2 separate regions of the Mus musculus genome follow, and region 2 is linked to region 1. A link is a contact called in ENCODE POLR2A ChIA-PET data. All regions are on one chromosome and are shown on one strand. Each heading gives the region's core, a stretch centred on a gene start or an enhancer-like site at or near the end of the contact. The rest is flanking DNA. Distances are from core to core; before and after follow the strand shown.

What was found. ChIA-PET counts read pairs that join two places held with the same protein, here RNA polymerase II (POLR2A).
Region 2: POLR2A ChIA-PET joins it to region 1 with 12 read pairs in embryonic stem cell. The contact joins two enhancer-like sites. POLR2A ChIA-PET finds 5 or more read pairs at or near these places in 3 of 5 experiments (Patski and embryonic stem cell).

The regions. Positions count from the first base shown.
Region 1 is chr15:55,262,200-55,268,925 of GRCm38, reverse strand. Gm26296 (a small nuclear RNA gene) reads left to right here and starts at 6,323; the gene lies at 6,323-6,384. Within about 2 kb of position 2,844, at least 1 of the 3 ENCODE cell types and tissues checked has a DNase peak (open chromatin) inside an H3K27ac peak, as active enhancers do.
Region 2 is chr15:55,143,761-55,150,486 of GRCm38, reverse strand. Deptor (DEP domain containing MTOR-interacting protein) reads right to left here. Exons shown (of 9, transcript NM_145470.3): 2 at 968-1,146. Among named protein-coding and RNA genes, the nearest start is that of Gm9920, 34 kb to the right of the region's middle. Within about 2 kb of position 3,172, at least 1 of the 3 ENCODE cell types and tissues checked has a DNase peak (open chromatin) inside an H3K27ac peak, as active enhancers do.

The DNA.
Region 1 (6,726 bases), core at 1,595-4,094:
TCCGGTTCGAGGATCAAGTGTCCGGTTTCAACAAATCACTTTGCCCTTTACCTCTGTATTTTTGTTATGAGCTCAACTTGATTTTTCTCTGACCACCAAGGTCCCAGTTGCACCACCAGATGTCAGCCTTGACCTTGCTGGTGCCTTCAGGAGGCTCTGAGGAAATTAGAGACACAGGAGTCTGCCTCCAGGAATGACTCAAAGGGAACTCTCATAGAGGAGAGCCAGAAACAGCATCGGCGGCAAAACCTCCGAGGCTACAGACTGCTACAAACTTGGAGCAAACGTGTGTGTGTGTGTGTGTGTGTGTGATATACTTTATTGAACAAACCTCTATCATGTGGCCACTGTAAGCTGGGGTTTAGCCATTTCCTTGATTCATTTCCTAAACTGAAGCTTTGTAAGGAGGCTAGAAAAAATAAATATGTTTTAAAGAGACTCTTAGGTCTCTCAATGTGTCAGTTAGGCTATTCAAACCATAGATCCCCAAGAAATAGAAATCACCCTAGGAATCTCATACTGGAAGGAGGAAACAGCTCCAGGGGAGCCAGACGTGAGAATTTGTCTCCCTCCCCAAAGATTTCCCATAGCTTACAGGACGACAGTGAAGCCCAGACTATTCTGGGTGGGCGGGGCTATGCATCCACTGTTACTGCTTAGATGTGCATGACAATGGCCAGCTGTCTAAACTCTAATCTCTTCTCATTCAGGATCCCAAAGAGTTGGGAGGGCGCTGAGTCTCTTTGTCTTTCTCCTGCAGTTGCCTAATTGAGGAAGGAGAAGGTAGCTGAACTGTCTGGTACTTCAAGGTTTCCTTGTTTGTTTGTTTGTTTGTTTGTTTCCCACCAGCTTGGTTTCAGACCCAGGACTTGGAACTAAGGAGTATATTTACATATCAAAGCAGACCTGGCCTCCAGGTTCACCCAGCCTCCCTTGGTCTTTAAGAGGCATCCCCTGCACACCAATCTTGAACTTTCCAGCCCAGGGGCAGGGCTGACTTTTCCCTAGCGGCTCTTCCCTATAAAATTCAGACTCCAGAGGGTGGGGAGGAGGAGCCAGGGATCAGAAACAGCAGCATTGTGGGTAGGTAGCGACCCACCCCTATAATCCCAGCTGTCAGGAGGCTGAGGCAGGAGGGATGAGTTTATAGACAGTGTAGGGTCAGTAAGACCCTGTCTCTAAAACATAAATTTAAAAATTTAAAACGTGTTTTGCTCTCCAGGAACAAGTCTTATTCTAGATTTTTCTTCCCCATTAAGTGCATACCATGACCTTGTGCTCTTGGCCCTTGCCCATAAACTGGGAATTTTATGAGTACTTATAATGGAATTGTTGTAAACCTTCCATAGAAAACATTTAGCAAAGCATATATTTAGACTGCAATAAATACTCTATGTTATTTCATGTGCAAGTGTGGGGCTTGAGGCCCTGTGCAAGCTGAACAAGTTTCCTAGCACTGAACTATACCCACTGCCCCAGCATTTACCTACTACTGCTCGGTTCTTCTTTTTTCTTTTCTTTTTCTTGTTTTTGTTTTGTGTTGTTTTGGTTTTGGTTTTAAGATGTATTTATTTTATATATGTGAGTAAGCTGTTGCAGTCTTCAGGTACACCAGAAGAGGGCGTCAGATCCCATTACCGATGGTTGTGAGCCACCATGTGGTTGCTGGGATTTGGACTCAGGACCTCTGGAAGAGCAGTCATTCTTTTCTTTTTATTGGCAGCGGCTGGCTATGTGTCCCAGGCTGCTCTCAAATTCCTGAGCCTCCTCCCTCAGCTTCCTGAGTGTTAGGTGGGTGTCACTAGGTTTGGTTTCTATTGGCTGATAGGTTATTTCTCCACTGGTGAAATGAGCCCATTCAAGCCAGATTAGATTATATACAGGCAGGTTTATTGAAAAGCTGCTCTAGGGTCCAAAGCCATCATGGGGAGAGAGAAGTGGGGAGCGGGGAGAGAAAGAAAGGGCATGCACTGGCTGCAGAGAGAGGAGAGGGAGGGAGAGGAAGAAAGGGAGGGAGGGAGGGAGAGAGAGATCTCTGTGGGAAGAGCAGCCCAGCACCTGGGATGGAACGTTCAGGGTTGGGGGGTAGGATAGACGAAGTAGGGACTGAGGGATGCTGGGAGAACCTGGAGACGAGCTATGCTTTGATATGTAAAATATGTCCTCAGTTCCTTATCCCGGGGTGGGGGCAGGGAGTCAGAAACCACACCTTGGCTATTTCTAAGAATGTTTCTCTGACCTCAAAATGACTACCTGAACCAGCAAATATATAAGGTGTCCAGTGAAAAATCTTAAAATGTTCTGTTAAGTTTGCTGCTTCCTCCTCTTGTGGACCCAGCCAGGAGAGTGTGCCTGACAAGAAACAGGCAAAGAAGCCTCTAAGTGAATAAATAGGAAAGGGACTGGACTATTCGGTACTTGTGATACACTTGTGATATGAAGAAACCAAACAAATGTTAATGAAGTAAGATGGGCCCCTGCGTTCTAGAACCTTCTACCATGTCGGGCATGTAAAGTGCTAGTTTTCACAGTGGATGCAGCTCATAGTGGTGGTGAGAAAAATCTGCAAACACAAGCGTTCCTTGTGTCCCTCAACTCACTGACAGGCCTCCGCAGCCTCCCATGTTCCTCAGAGCTAGCTGTGTTTGTTTATGTCGGTCTCTGCTGTTACATATCGGATCTGGGACTTTTCCTGCTTAATATTTAACTTGCCCCGGGGTTCCTGTGCCACACAGCTCATGGACTAGCAGGGTTGAGTTTAAGGACTCCGTGTTTGCTGTCTTAGCCTGCACTGCCGCAGAAACACAGATTTTTTTTTTCTTTTTTCTATTTTTAATCAGGTCTTGTTCTGTGTCAGCCACCCGTACCTAAACAAGGTCGATATAAAAGTTACAGCAAATTAGACAAAGCCCAGGCTATCCGATGCTCCGCCCAGTCAGACTGGACCGCCAGGTGCCACTCTCCACCTTCATTAAGCCCTTGTTAGGAATCTTTGTGGACCCAAGCATAGCAGACTTCCAGAAATGGGCTTAATATTTAACCCCAAGGGAGCAAAGAACAATAAACATGAAATAAAGTCTCACGAAGCTACAAAAGAGTCACGCAGGGAAAAACTGTCAAGTCCTGGGAGGAAGGAGAGGAGACCTTGTAAGGTCTTGACCTAACGCGTCCTTATTCTGCTGGGTGTTTTGATAGATGTTCCCAGCAAGCAGCAGCCGGCGCTTTTACTATCTGACCACAGAAAGCCTGTGTGAACAGAAGCGCTGGGAGGTGGTGTGCCTTACGTCATCCCAGCACGAATCTCCAACACCTCTAGACTAGTCCGCCCCCGACGAATGATGTCTCAACTAAGATGTGCTCAGGACAAGCCGCTTCTCTGTAATCAAAACTGAATCTCCAACATATCCGGAGAGTGTAGCTGTGGGATATACCATACTGCAGCTGTACACATGTCAATCACTTTATTGCTTCCCTAACAGGCTGTAAAAACTCTTTGGAATCTGATAGGGCAGGACCTAGATACTGCTATCTAGCCTTGTGTGGCAATGATTTTACGTGGAATGTTTAAGCACGCACTTAGTGTGTGCATATGCTGTTTATGTGTGGGTGCACATATGTCACAATGCAGGTGTATATAGAGGTCAGAGGACAACTTGTGGTCCCCTGGTTTTCTCCTGCTACTAAGTGGGTTTTTATAGGGGCTTAAATTCATTCACCAAGGTCAGTAGTAATAAATTATTTCTCTACACTGGACAAGTAAGTCGATTCAAAACATTAAAATATGTATAAATGTAAGTTTATTGGGAAGGGGCTCCCTGGTGGTTGAGTTCATGGCCCCAAGGGAAAAGGCGGGATAGTCATCATGGGAACGGACACAGAGGGGAGGGGAAAAAGAAAGAGAGAAAGCATGTGTATAGAGAGAAGGAAAGGGGGAAGACAGAAGAGGAGGGGGTCGGAGGCCAAAAGGTCTGATTATATAGGGAAGAGCCTCAGGGGGAAGGGCAGCCCAGCCCCTGGGCTGGAAAGTTCAGGGTTGGGGGAGGGATATGCAGGGTTGGGACTGAGGAATGTTGGGAGAGCCTGAAGGCGAGGTCTGCTTTGATATGTAAAAATATTATGCATCTCAGTCCCTTGTCCCTGGGTCTGAAGACAAACAGTTAGTAAGGCTCTTTACCTGCTGAGCTATCTCACCAGCCCTACATTTTAAGTTTTGATGGTTATACTTGGTTAGTTATTTCTACATAATTTAAACATTTAGCTGATTAAGATTTTAATTTAGGCAGATGTGGTGGTGGCCTGGCTCTAATCCCACAGTATGTGGCCCGCTGAAGAAGCTGGAGGGTCAGGAGTTCAAAGTCATCTTCAGCCTCCTATCAGTTTTTAGGCTAGCCTGGGCCACATTAAGAACCTGTGTATATAAGAAACAAAACAAACCAGCACAAACAACCAGGGGCTGAAGAGATGACTCAGCTCTTTAGAGTACTGGCTGCTCTTAGAGAGGACCCAGGTTCATTTCCCAGCATCCACAGGGTGGCTCTGAACTCCACCTGGTGGGTCTGTAACTCCAGTTCCAGGGAGATGCAATGCCTTCTTTGATCTCTCTGGGCATCAGTCAAGCATGTGATGCAGACAGAACATTTATACACATAAAATAAACATTTAAGATCTGAAATAAGAGAAAACAATTATAAAAATTTTATAGCTATTTTATTTGCTTTCTTATATTCTACCCCCTCCCTTCCAACCCTTATTCCCTCTATACCCCAATACCAGGTAGGATAGAAAGGTTAGTCTAGAAATGAGGTGTAGGTCTCTTTAAACTACTTCCTACTGGATAGGAACATTGAGTTCCTTGGAGGAAAGTCCAATCTTTGTCTAGTTAGGAAATGTCCAATTTCTTCTTATCTTTTTTTTTCTCTAGACCATCAACAACAGCAGGAGCAGGAACCATCAGGAGAAACAGTCACACACACACACACACACACACACACACACACACACACACACACCCCTCCTTCAAAGTTCCCTCTCAGGGCTGTGGCCTTTATACTCTTTCCATATTCCTCCTAGGAATTATACTATCAGCAGCCGGCAGAATCATACCCCAGCCAGAGCAGGCATGAGACAATTAGTCTGCTGCTGTGGACAATCAGAAGCAGCCCCATATTCCACTCCTGGGGTTAAGACAAAAGCATGTTCATATAAGATAATAAAATTCTCACTTCAGAGCCGGGCGTGGTGGCGCATGCCTTTAATCCCAGCACTTGGGAGGCAGAGGCAGGTGGATTGCTGAGTTCGAGGCCAACCTGGTCTACAAAGTGAGTTCCAGGACAGCCAGGGCTACACAGAGAAACCCTGTCTCGAAAAAACAAAAACAAAAACAAAAACAAAAATTCTCACTTCAGAAATAAGTATACCAAAAATACCAAGATGATTTGCCAAGTCCTGCATAGCCTTGTGGAAGGGTCAGCATGGAGCAGAGCTGGTCATGGGCTTCCATGAGTGTTGCTGGTTGCTAGGCGTAAGGTAAGGCTTGTTTGTATAATAATGTATTACACTTCATGTTCCTCCTTCGGGAAATATTCTCCCTGTCAAGGTCCATGATAATTAGAAACAGCAGGAGTCCAAGAGTTAAGGGTGTCTAAAGATCCTCAGACATGGTAAATACTGTGACCTTTAGGACAGCCCTTAAGACTGTGGGAAAGAACTCTGAAAACATGAGTTCATGAATGTATAGCTTTTCAACTGTACAAAATATAAGGATGCAATATGAAATGTATAAGGGGCTTCATGGACCTAAAAGAACAAAGGCAGCTGCATTAATGAACCAGCTTGTCAGGAAGATACAAAGGCAGGCAGATTTCTGAGTTCAAGGTCAGCCTAGGACAGAACAAGTTTATGCCCAGGCTTGGTGAGGATGGGATTTTACCCAGCTAAATTTATTGTTTGTGTGCACAAAGGTAGGCAGATCTCTAAACTCATTTGCTATGTTTAAAAACAAAACAAAACAAAACAAAACTTGCTGTCTCTTTCTAAGGATCAAGAGGCTAAGGTCATAAAATGCTGATTTGTGGGATAGTTAAAAGGGAACCTGGGTAAATGACTAAATGTGTAAATAAAAGACTGGGCTTTGTGCTTCGAAAGCTACCCAGAGAGAATTGTTTGGAGAGCAAACATAGCTCTTTTTGAATTTTTCTAGCAGAACTCCTCACTTTGGTCAGAAAAACCAAGAGCTATCCAGTTATTACTATTCTTTACGATTTTTTTTTTTTAAAATCAGGATTTCTGACTTTAGTTGGAAAACCCAAAAACTATCCTAGAGATCTGTTACAGCTCTTTTAGCATTTTTCTAGCAGGATTTCTGACTTTGGTCAGAAAGCCCAAGAGCAGAGGTCAAAATTAGGTTTTATTCTTTGACCCGTCCAGCAGGTCCAGTTATTCGAGGGTCTCGAGGGGACCTTCTCCTAAGAACCAAATGGGGGGTAGAGAGAGACGAGGGTCTTGTGCGAATAACGACACGGAAACGTTCTGAATTGCATCAAGACCCCACTGTATTGAGAAAGGCCCAAGGCTTAAATGCACAAGCAAAAGGGGAAGTACAGGTACTTATCAGCAGGAGGGTTGGGGCAATACAAGCAAAAGGAGAAGTACTTATAAGTGGGAGGGGGGCAATAGAAATTTTTTCTTTTGGCAGCTACAAGGGGAAGCAGGAACTTGGTGGTATCA
Region 2 (6,726 bases), core at 1,923-4,422, 120 kb after region 1:
TAGATAAGGCTACAATGGCCCATACAGGGCACACCATGGATACAGGAGCAAAATGAACAGCCACAGATAAGGATCTTGATATCAGAGAAGAGTTCTTTTTTTTTAATACTCTAGATGATGCGCACCTTTTTTTTTTAAAGATTTATTTATTATATGTAAGTACACTGTTGCTGTTTTCAGACACACCAGAAGAGGGCACCAGATCTCATGATCTCATTTCGGGTGGTTGTGAGCCACCATGTGGTTGCTGGGATTTGAACTCAGGATCTTCAGAAGAGCAGTCAGTGCTCTTAACTGCTGAGCCATCTCTCCAGCCCCAGAGAAGAGTTCTTAAGGGAGGTAGACGATAGAGAAGATTATGAATATGTTGCATGAGAAGACAGATGTGGGCAACTAACTCAGAGGGAGTCAGCCAGGGGTAGAGTGGGGACAGATATGAACAGTGGGGGGCATCTATGGTAACAAATTTCAATGGCACACATTTATGAGATATCATGTGGCAACCTCTTGGTTTGCCTGCTAACATAAAAAAATAATTTCAGAGCAATGAACTATCAACACTGGTGAATTCAATATACAGCATATAAAGGCTCAAACATGACACACAGTCTAGAAAAGCAGATAACCCAAGTACCTCTTGGAGGAAGGATGCGATTGGGAAGAGATGAGATTGGTACTAAAGAGATAATTTAAAGAAAAATGTTTGTTTACTATCTAACATGTGATCTTGTGGAGATAGGGTCTCACCTAGCCCAGACTGGCTTCTAATGGCTTCTAACTCATTATTTAGACAAGTATTTAGCCGAGCCTTGAACCCCAGATCCTCCTGCTTCTGTGTATGCCAGCACTCCTTCCTCTTATCTTCACAGGTCTTCACTTCCTCTCCAGCCCAGAATGGGTGGTTCAGGGGTAGAATTCTCGCCTATCATTTCCTCTCCCCACACCTTGACAGTGCCACCTCACTCACCGTGATGAATGATGCCCCGGTCGGCTAATTTCTGCATGAGTTTTATCGCCGTCTCTCGGTCAGAGGCCTCCTTATGTTCAATGAGCCAGTCAATCAGCTCTTTTGCAACAAAGCAGTTTGGGTAGGTTTTGAGATGGTGCCGTCTATCTTTAATAACCTTTTCTTCATGGAGCCGCAGCCTGAAAAGATGAACAAGAACTTGAGGAATTCCTAAACTGATCAACCCCACAGAGAAAGTATATAAACAGTTGGGACCTGCTGTTCATCTCAGATCATGCACAGTCCTCCACATATGCATTCACACATTCACATGACCTGTGTGCTTTCATCCACTCATTCATATGAGAAAGACCCATACATACCCATGAGCGACCCGTTAGGGACTGCTAGGCAATAGAAGCATTCTTCAGAAAATATGGACCAACACGCTCCTCTTTGAGGCCACTAGGGACCTCAGCTATGCTTTTGTTGGTTGGCTGTTTTTTGAGACAGGGTTTCATGGGGGCCCAGACTGGTCTCAAACTTGATTTGCAGCCAAGAATGACTTTGGATTTCTGATCTTCCACGGTAGAGCACAGGCATGTGTTACCACACCTAGTGGACTATAGCTAATCTTAGCGAGGCTTACTAGCTTCCACAAGGTGATCTGACCACTTTACAGTGATTAACTCTTGCAATGTTCACAACAATCCACCAGAAATTAGAACTACACGCATCCTTTTTACAGCAGATACCGAGACATTAAATGACTTGTCTAAACCCACACAGCTAACAAGTCCTGAAGGTGCCATCCGAGGCCGGGTGTGTTGTCCCTGAACCTGAACGGCATCACGCCGCCTCCAGCTAGAGACGGATGAATGGAAAGTCATACAGAGACTGACTAAAGCTGTTGGGCAAAACCAATTACAATTCACTTCCAGGCTGGTGACTTAGTCAAGAGGAAAGCGCTTTGTGGGAGCTTCGATGACTTTACAGAGGAATCATGGACCTGCCTTTTCTTTAAGGTTTCTGCCATTTACCTTTTTTTATTTATTTTATTTTATTTTTAAAAATCATCCTTGCATTTTCTTTCTTTTTCTCAAATGAAGTCTTTAAATCGATGACATCAAAGTCTACGCATTCAACCCACTCATCTGATTTATAATCTTCTACTCTGCACCGTTCTGAGCTGTCTTGGGAATGGGAATACCCCATAAAAGATTGTACGGTTCTGGCAAGTGCTTTAAGGGCTCCCTGCTCCCACCCCAATCGGTAAAGTGGAGAGTTTTGATAGACTTTCTATCCTTGGCCATGAAGAGATTTAGCAGAAACCCAGTAGAGGGACCCCTCACAGGGACAGTTCTAATGTAAGAGACTGAAGGGCTGGGGTGTGGTGTTCAACGGAAAAGAGTGTGTCTAGCATGTGTAGATGAGAGAGAGGAAGAATGCCTGGTGGGAGTGGGAGGTTGGGGGAAGGAGAGAAGACAGAGACAGAGATGGAAGGGGGAGGGAGAAGGGAAGAGAGAAGGAGAGAGGAGAAGAGAGATCTTTTTTGATTAATTTTTGCTTCTGGTGTTTTGGGGGTTGTTGTTCTTTGCTTTGAGTGTTTTATTTTGGGAGAAAGTTTACAAGGGCAAAGGGTCCATGATGTGAAACTCACAAAGGATTAAAAAAAAAAAAAAAAAACAGACACAAACAGATCAAGAGAAAAGTTTTGTCACATATGACAGAATATACCTGCATTTCAACACCTTGGATTCAAGAGGACTGTAAGTTTGAGGTCAGCCTAGGTTACAGAGAAAACTTTTCTCTAAAACACAAAACAATAACAAAGAGAACTGTTTCCAATAGCCTTACCTGAGCATCTGAAATCAACAGTTCATAAAGCCAGTAAACTTGTAATTAAGTATCCATGAACCTGTATTGTGTTCCCTGTCTTTTGGTGAGGTTAATTAAGTGTCTATTTCTACTACCAAAATGGTCCTAAGTCTCCCTTCCACTGGATGATTTAATGGCTCTACAACACTGAATGTTGCCACTTTGTGCCTCTGGAGACCTATCAGCAGCCAGAGCTGTGAGCCCTGAACACAGTGACCCCAGGGCTCCTAGGGCAGGCATCTGATCTCCGTGTCTCTGTGTTGTCACTCTACTCTGTCGCTGCTGGTGGTATTATGGTTAGTACTTCCTTGGGATGGGTGAGATGGGGCCCTCTCATGGAGCCTAGCCAGCTTGTTGGCACGCTCACTTATTGCATTCGTCCCTGAACTCAAATAGCTCCCTGCAGCTGCTGCTTCTATTCTGCCATGATCTGCTAATCTCGCTAGTATAAAAAGACTAAGGAAGAATTCAGGGGCTGGGAAGATGGCTCTGCAGTGAAGAGTGTGGATTGCAGAGGACCCGTGTTAGATGGCTGGGAACCTCCTGTAACTCTCCAAAGGATCTGACAACCTCTTCTGGACTCTTCGGGTGTCTGTACGCACATGTGCACATTGCTACCTCCCTCACATATACACATAATTATAAATAAAATACATCTTTGTAAAAAGGAATGCAGAAGCTGGGCGTGGTGGCGCACACCTTTAATCCCAGCACTCGGGAGGCAGAGACAGGCGGATTTCTGAGTTCGAGGCCAGCCTGGTCTACATAGTGAGTTCCAGGACAGCCAGGGCTACACAGAGAAACCCTGTCTCGAAAAAAACAAAAAAAAACAAAAAACAAAAAAAAAAAAAACAAAAAACAAACAAACAAAAAAAACCCAAAAAAACAAAAAGGAATGCAGAAGTTTTGGCAGAAGCTCAATGTGAAGGACAATGAGCATTTGGGGGTTTTTGACATCTGTTTTCATCACTCGAGGACTGTTTGGAATAGGGACAAATAACTGATGGCAAATGTTGATGCTTAATTTAAAAATTCAGCCCTTTATAATTTCCTAAGACCCAAGAGTCAAATGTGCTATAGGGCTCAGTAATGAGTGGGACATGGCAAAGAATCCACTAGTAAGAGACATGCCATACCAGAAACAGGAGAAAGCATCTAAGAGACATCAACCAACAGGCGGAGGAGATGCCCACGAGACGGGAGAAACGAAGCAGAATGGCCTGATAAGAGGAGGATGTTGGGAGGAAAAGTAAAGACAGAAGGATCATCAACTATGTTGGGTCCTGTTACAGCAGCAGCAGCAGAAACAACAACACATGCGTGCACACACACATACAACAACAACACACACATACACAGAGGGAGAGAAGAGGAAGAGAAAGAGAAGGAGAGAGGGAGAGGGGAAGGGGAGGGGGAGAGACAGACAGAGAGGGAGGACTGGAGAAGGAAAAAAGTTAGGAAACCCAAACTCAAGAGAAACAACAAATAATTCCCTTATTATAAGGACAGCCCAAATACTCACAAGACCTACTTATACTAAAGAACAGTTTTTCATTAGCTCTGCAATTCAAATTTTATTCAGTATTCTACATCTAATCTGGCAATCAGATAGGGGGTATGTTTTATTAAACATGAAAGCATATTAGGATTAATATTTTATGGGAAAAAGAGGGGACTTACATTGATAGGAGTGAACAATCTATGAGTTCTTACTCCTCTAGGGAAAAAGACTGATGCAATTTTGTTGAAAACACCTGACTCATTGTGTTTATCTGCTTCTTCTAAAGAGTACTTTAGCCCACATGGTTGGAGCCAAACCCTACAAACTGTAAAGATTATGAAACTAAAGTACAAAATCTCTCAGCTCTTCAGATTGAGCTAAATGACATGGAAACAGGACTGTGAGGTGCTCACCCAAGTAGAGGCACTTACTGTGCAAGCCTGGAGACCAAGTTCATTCTCTCATGTGACAATGCAAGGAAAGAAGCAACTCAAGGTTATCCTCTGACCTTCACAGGTGCAGTACAGGATATGCACGCGGGCGCGCACACACACACCACGTGGTGCTTGGTCCAGGGAGTAGCACTATTAGGAGGTGTGGCCTTGTTGGAGGATGTGTGTCACTGTGGGTGTGGGCAATGAGACCCTCTTCCTAACCATGTGCGAGCCAGTTTTTCTCCTAGGGGCCTGGAGATGAAGATGTAGAACTCTCAGCTCCTCCGGTACCACGCCTGTCTGGATGCTGTCATGCTCCCACTTTGATGATAATGAAATAAACCTCTGAAACTGTCAGCCAGCCCCAATTAAATGTTTGCCTTTATAAGAGTTGCCTTGGGCTGGTGGGATGGCTCAGCGGGTAAGAGCACTGACTGGTCTCCCGAAGGTCCTAAGTTCAAATCCCAGCAACCACATAGTGGCTTACAACTATCCGTAATGAAATCTGACACCTTCTTCTGGTGTGTCTAAAGACAGCTACAGTGTACTTACATATAATAATAAATAAATCTTTGGGCTGGAGCGAGTAGGGATGGAGCAAGCAGAGGTCCTGAGTTCAATTCCCAGCAACCACATGATGGCTCACAACCATCTGTCCAGCTACAGTGTACTCATAAACATAAAAACATAAAAGAGTTGCCTTGGTCTTGGTGTCTCTGTACAGCAATGAAAACCCTAACTAAAACACATCATATACACACATAATTATAATAAACAGTTCTTAAAAAGAGACAGATGAAAAACATAACAAATTTGGCTATAAGTGATCAAACAAGGAATAAGGTAACAACTAATTCCATGTCTGTGCACACAGGTGCAAGTGTACCTGTGTGCATGCGTGCTTTTTGACATAGGGTCTCAATATGTAGCCCAGGCTAGCCTCAAACACGGGGTACTCTGTCTTCATTTTTCTGGAGTGTTGAGATGACAGACTAGCATGTTTAAATATTTTCTTTAAAGTTGTGGGGCTAGAGAGTGAGGAAGAGACAGAGGTCCATAAGGCCTCAGAGTGAAGCTTCAGAATTATCATATGAGAAAAACCTGTTGACCAAGAGGACGGCTGAAAACCTAGTGGTCCAGATCTTGAGAACTGGTGGAAGCCGTTACGGCAGGCACAGAGACACACCAGTGCCATAAGTGACCCATGACTCCCAATACTGAAGCATATACGCCTGGGTGGAGGTTTAATATGCTGATAAGGCAGACACCCGAGGAATGATACTGTTTGGTGAACTACAGTATTGAGCTTGCGTGGAGAGCCCACTCTATGCCAGTGACCCTGCAAACCTCCCTATGTGATGTAGTGTCTCCAGTTCTCTGTGTCTGCTGCATTTGAGTTTCTAAACTTTCTCCCCATTCCCATTCACTCCCTTCTCGGAAAGTACAGTTTTTATAATAACATATCCCCTGCTTCTGATACCATCCAAATGCCTCTGATCAGTGTTTTGATCTGGGACACGAGAACCCGAAACCGCTGAGAGGTGCCCACTCAATCCTGATGTCTACTGATGTCAATACCTGCCAAGGAAATAAGCGGAGATTCCGCAGTGACAATGTCTGACAAGTAGGTTCTCGGCACACAGAAGCCTCCCTGCTAGGTGGAGCCATCTCTGCCTTAGCAAAGCAAACCCAGGATGAGAAGTTCCACAAAGGCACAGAAGCAAGTCCCCTTCCAGCTCCCTTGGCCCTTACACTATGAATGAAGAAGCAATCAGCTATACATTGAGTGTGCTGGTTTGAATGCAAATCACCCTCATAGGCTCAGGCATTGGAATGCTCAGGCACTAAGCAGAGGGACGGTTTGGGAAGGACTAGGACGCACTGCCTTGATGAAGGGAGAGTGTTACTGGGGGTGGGTTCTGGGGCTTCAAAAACCCACACTTAGCCCCCGTCTCTTTCTCTGCCTG